Linked DNA regions of Homo sapiens: region 1 is linked to region 2. A link is a contact called in ENCODE Hi-C or POLR2A ChIA-PET data. All regions are on one chromosome and are shown on one strand. Each heading gives the region's core, a stretch centred on a gene start or an enhancer-like site at or near the end of the contact. The rest is flanking DNA. Distances are from core to core; before and after follow the strand shown.

The links. Hi-C counts contacts between places; a loop is a spot of excess contacts on that map. ChIA-PET counts read pairs that join two places held with the same protein, here RNA polymerase II (POLR2A). Pooled maps may share reads with other maps.
Region 1: a loop to region 2 is called in a map with no recorded cell type, with 25 times the contacts of the local background. The contact joins two enhancer-like sites. A Hi-C loop is called at or near these places in 7 of 37 single-sample maps with no recorded cell type and 4 of 50 pooled maps. POLR2A ChIA-PET finds 5 or more read pairs at or near these places in 1 of 52 experiments (GM12878).

Annotation. Positions count from the first base shown.
Region 1 is chr3:134,903,086-134,906,147 of GRCh38, reverse strand. The region is part of intron 1 of EPHB1 (EPH receptor B1); the gene reads right to left. Among named protein-coding and RNA genes, the nearest start is that of EPHB1, 110 kb to the right of the region's middle. Within about 2 kb of position 1,532, at least 2 of the 41 ENCODE cell types and tissues checked have a DNase peak (open chromatin) inside an H3K27ac peak, as active enhancers do.
Region 2 is chr3:134,290,560-134,293,324 of GRCh38, reverse strand. No RefSeq gene overlaps it. Among named protein-coding and RNA genes, the nearest start is that of LINC02004, 22 kb to the left of the region's middle. Within about 2 kb of position 1,289, at least 12 of the 41 ENCODE cell types and tissues checked have a DNase peak (open chromatin) inside an H3K27ac peak, as active enhancers do.

The sequences.
Region 1 (3,062 bases), core at 283-2,782, 610 kb before region 2:
TCATTTGCCATTAATGAATTTGCAGAGGAACGTGTATAATTAGTGTGTTTGTCAGCTGGGTTTCTGTAGACTTGGCACATCAATGGGATCGCATCACCATGGGAGCGCTCAGAAGGGCCATGGGCCCTGGGCTCTCGGAAGAGTCTCCTCTGATCTTATGGAAACCACCAATCAGAGGTATGAGAAAGGAGATCAGCCAAGAGAAAATTCAATACTGCAAAATCAGGTGGCAGAGGAGTGAAGCTAGCAGATGGGCAAAGGGGGCTTCAGAAGGGAAGCCAACAGCAAGATGCTCAATCGAAACAGTCCAAGGACTGCCTGGGAATCATGGGGAAACGGCAAGGCTCTGTCTGGCTTTCACAGCTTAGAGGGCAGTTGGGAGGAAATGTCCACAGCAAGGCTCCTGGTCAGCACCAAGAGGAAACATAAGCCAAGAGTCAGTCCAGATTTGGCCAGACCTCAGCACAGGAAAAGAGGAGGCCAGAAGTGTGGTGTACTCCACAGGCCACACTGACTGGCCCTTGTAAAACCACCTCACCACCTGCTGCCTTTGCTCTTCCTCTTTTCCTTAGGCTTCCACTCCATTGCACCTTTTCCCAGCGGGTGGTCCCTACAGATGTGCTGGGCTGATGGATAAACCACATGTGCTTCCCAAAGCAGAATGCTTGCCCTGCCCCCTGGTTGGCAATGCTGGGCAGTCAGTAATGCCGGGAATGACAAGAGAAATGCCTGACATGCGGAAAGTGACAAGAGAAATGTGTGGAAGGTGTGGCGGGGAGTGGCTGCAGTGCGCACACTCCACAATCAGTTTGGTAGGCCAGCAGCATGTGGAAACTCACAGAGAAAATATGTCGGCTTCAGAGAGAGGCTCCTGGGGCCCCCTCAGCCAGCACTTTGGATAGCTCCAAAGAGGAAAGTGGAGGAAGGCTGATCCCCAGTGTCCATCCAATCTTCTCTACCTGCAACTTACAAGAGTATTCTAAAGAAACACTGCACTGGAGGTGGGTACTGATGCAGCTATTGGGGAGTGAAGCAGGACCCTCACCCACAGCCACAACCACTCCCACATGGTCTCAGGGGCTGACTCATGGTGACCAGTGCTGTGGAATCATGCCCCATTACTTTTGTTTTACAGTTTCAGCTCCTGTAGAGATCATTTGTCTCTCCAAGTGCAGTCCTGTGACTGGGCACTCTGCCACCTGGTGCAAAGCCCGCTCCCCTAAAAGGCCCCTGGTTAAAGCAGAGAAGTAAAAGAGCTAGGCATAGCAGACCCAAACAAGAACATTTTGTCAAAAACAGATCTCTTTCACCAACTAAGCTTGAACAAATTGTATAAACACTATATTTAGACACTTTGAAGGAATGTTTAAAGTTTGTGTTTCCTAAATGACAGTCAGATGTCTTCCCTGACTATCTGTGATCAGCTGTAGAATTCACTTCCCCATCCCATACTCGTGATCTCCAAGAGACTAGCTACTCAGTGTGTGTGCCAAAATCTCTCAGCCATAGCCCCTTGGTGAGGAGGTATTTCTCCCAGCTATGAACTTTTTCCCATGCAGAGTCAAACCATCCGCTGGCTCAGCAAGTGTAAAGCCCCAAAAACTGTGGGTTGTTGCTTCTGAGAAATGTCCACCCCCATGGTGCTTACCTGCCACCCCCCACCACAGACCACAGACCACAGACACACTGGCCCAGGCTGACACCCACTCGCAGGCACCCCTCCACCACCCTAGCAGCTGCCTGCTTTCACACGCTGCCTCAGAGATGAAAGCGACTATGTCCCTTAAACAGAAGAGAATATTTTGAACAGAGAATTAACAGCAAATTAAACTGGTTTCACTGTACTCATTCATGCACAAAATTAGTGTGGGAGTTAAACCAAGAAAAAGCAAACAGGCGATGTGTTGCGATAATCAGAGGGCAGAATCCAGCCTCAGAAAGAAATGTTCACTCAGAGGAGGAAAGCCTGGGAGCTACAGGCTCCTAATTGGGCAAGAGTGCTACCTCTTCTCCCACCTGGAGCCAGCCTCCTTTCCAGGGCTGGGGGATCCAAAAGGGCTTGGAGATCTCCTAGGCCAGCAGCAGACAGCCTCATGACAGGTAGACACACCCTCCTGAAAAGGCCCCCGGTGCTTGCCTGCTCTGCTCCCTGGGCAGCTGCTTGCACTGCCGCTGCACAATCAATGAAAAACATTACAGAAACAACCAATTAGGGCCTGAAATGCCTTCAGGCTTTTTCCTTCGTGGGCACATCTGGCTGCGGTGGGGTCACAGTGAAACTTCTCTCCTGTGGATTCACTGGGACCCAGAATTAGCAACAATGGAATAATAACCAGCTTTAGAACACCAAGCAATTTTTAATAACTTCACAAATCTTTCCTTCCAACTCTGTCTGGTTAATCTATTACCTAATTCTTACCTTTGATAGAATTCTTACCTTTGGTCCCTCCATTTACCAAGGCCCCATCATTCCCATCCCTAGAATAAAACCTGGTCCAGGCGTACACAGTCCAGGCTGGGTGGAAGGGAAGTATACATGAGTGGACAGTGAAAGGACCCCAAACTTCCAGCCCCAAGGACCTTCTGAGAAGGAGATTCTCAGAAAGGGCAGCAGCGATCCCAAGCAAATTCATTTTAATGACAAATGATGCTGCTAAAAGTGCCGGTGCTCACTGTGCACGTCAGCACATCCTAGGCCTTGAGGCAAGCTGAGGCTTCTCTCCTGGGCACACTGCTGAAGAGGCCAGAGAGGTTGGATGTGAAGAGTCAGCCTCTCTCATTCCATACACTCACCCTTGTTTTGCCAGCACCAGTAGGAGCTACCCTAAAGCTTCAGGGGATGCCTGGAATGCAGGAGCCCAGACTGGAGCCCTGAGCAGGCTCTCAGAGCCCTGCTCCTTCCAACGACCTCCAGATAAGCTCTTTGTTGTCCCCAGCTTGGCACGGAGCCACCCAGAGCTCCAAGTGGAGTGCCCGCACTTTTATTTCTATTTATTTTTAATACATCAAATAAGATGAGAGAAACATAAGTTTTAGTAATACCGAATATACAAATGGGACCT
Region 2 (2,765 bases), core at 40-2,539:
CCACCTTCTAGCATAACACATTATACATACAGACTGGTTTGCTCTCTGTCTCTCCGCTAAAAAGTATGGTCCATGAGGGCAGGTACTATGTTTTGTTCAAGCCAAATCTCCAGCATCAGACCCTGCTTGGCACATAGCAGATGCTCAATAGATATTTGTTGAGGCCAGGCGCAGTGGCTCATGCCTGTAATCCCAGCACTTTGGGAGGCCAAGGCAGGTGGATCATGAGGTCAGGAGTTCAAGACCAGCCTGGCTAACATAGTGAAACCCCATCTCTACTAAAAATACAAAAATTAGCCAGGTGTGGTGGCACACTCCTGTAGTCCCAGCTACTTGGGAGGCTGAGGCAGGATAATCACTTGAACCTGGGAGGCGGAGGTTGCAGTGAGCTGAGACCATGCCATTGCACTCCATCCTGGGTAGCAGAGTGAGACTCCATCTCAAATATAATATATATATATATAAATAATATATATATTATATATAAATATATATATTACTCTTTTATTTAAAAAATTTAAAACACCAGTAGAAAAAGAGATAGGGAGAGAGGGAGGAAGAGAAAAAAGGTGGAGAGAGATACATACATATATATATTATATATATGTATATATACACACATATACACCTATATATTATATATGTATATATACACACATATACACCTATATATTATATATGTATATATACACACATATATACATATATATTATATATGTATATATACACACATATATACATATATATTATATATGTATATATACACACATATATACATATATATTATATATGTATATATACACACATATATACATATATATTATATATGTATATATACACATATATATACATATATACATATATACACATATATACATATATACGTATATATACACATATATATACGTATATATGTGTATATATACACACACACATATATATACACATATATACAAACACACATATATATATACATATATACACACATATATATACACACATATATACACACACACATATATATACACATATATACAAACACACATATATATATACATATATACACACATATATATACACACATATATACACACACACATATATATACACATATATATATTTGTTGAAATATTTTTTGAACCAATGATGAAACCCAGGACAGGAAGGACAGCCAGGGAAGTTCAGAAACAAGGGCGTGTTTTGCTTTTGTTTTTCTTCCTTGGCAGCCTTGCTCTGATCTTTCTCCACTTACTCTTCTTGCTCAAGGCCCCATTTGGCCACCATCCCAGGCCTCACTAGGGCTTTTCAGAGGTGCTTTTAAAGACAGTGGTAATCTGATTGGCTCAGCTCCACCTCTTTCCCATCTCTCCCTACCTTTTTCTCTTCCTCCCTCTCTCCCCATCTCTTTTTCTACTGGTGTTTTACATTTTTTAAGTAAAAGAGTAATATTTCTAAAAATATAACTTTATTTTCTGAATAGGCCAAGACTGAAGGAGGGGTAATTTGGGAGGACTCTGACAGCCAAGAGCAAATGCCACAAAACGTCTCCCTTCTGTCCCTTCACAGGCTCATGTTCCCTGCAGAGAATCACCAGTTCAACAGCGTGTATTAGCCAGGAGAAGAGAGGACAGGCTTTGCTTTGGTAGCAGACAGCCCCCAAATCTGTCACATAAAACAGAACTTTACTTCTTACTCGTGCCACATTTCCAAAATGAATTGGGAGGGGCTCTGCAGTTCAGTGTCTCAGAGATCCAGGCTGATGGAGGCTTTTCTGAAGTGTGATTGCATCATCTGATCACCCCTTCAGAGCAGGAAAAGAGAAAGATGAAGGGACATACTGGTTCTTAAAGGCATCAGGCCAGAAGTGAAGGCCATCACTTTCACTCACAGTTCATTGACTAGAATCAGTCACATGGCTTCACACAGTTTCCAGAGGCCTAGGAGAGGTGGAGGGCATATAGTTATTCTGTAAAAACTTAATGTCTCTTCCCAGGCACAATTCTGGGGAAGGAGTGAGGAGACATATCTTCCCCAAAGGTGAGAGGTCTGTTCAGAGATAGATGATTATCTACTCACCCGTTCCACCTCCCAGAGCTTGCAGAACTCAAATGAGGCCTGGCTTACACAAGACGAAGAGATCAAATATAAGCCAGCTCCAAGCATCTGAACAAGGCCAAATGGCAGGATGATTTCCTGGGGAAGGCAGGCACCAATTTTGCCTCGCTCTCCACTCCCTGATCCCAGACCTGCTAGAAGCATTGCGGACCTACAGCCAGACCATTAAGAACCCTCTGAGATATCAGTAACACTCAGTGACATCACCAAGAAGAATTTCTTCCTTCTTTTAGATTATTTCCCTAGGATAAATTCCCAGATGTGGAATAACTGGCTCAAAGTATAACAATATTTGTATGGCTTTTAAGTCAAGTTGACAAAGTGCTTTCCAAGATTTGCATGGTGAATAAGCACTGTCTATCATTATCTGTCCCTTGCATTGTCACCAAGATTAGAAGTGATTATTTTAGATTTTGCCATTCTGATGAGCAAAAATCATATTTTTTCTTTGTTTTAATTTGTATTTATGTGATTATAGCAGGCTTTAATCTTTTGCCACGTTTGTTTATAACAATGTTTCCACTTGTGTAATTTGTGAGCACAGATGCTGGCTTACTTACTTACTCAAGCCTTAATTTCTTAAACCAATTTTTATAAATTCTTTATGTAACAAAGATGTTACTATTCTGTCTGTGGTAACAGCAGCCTTG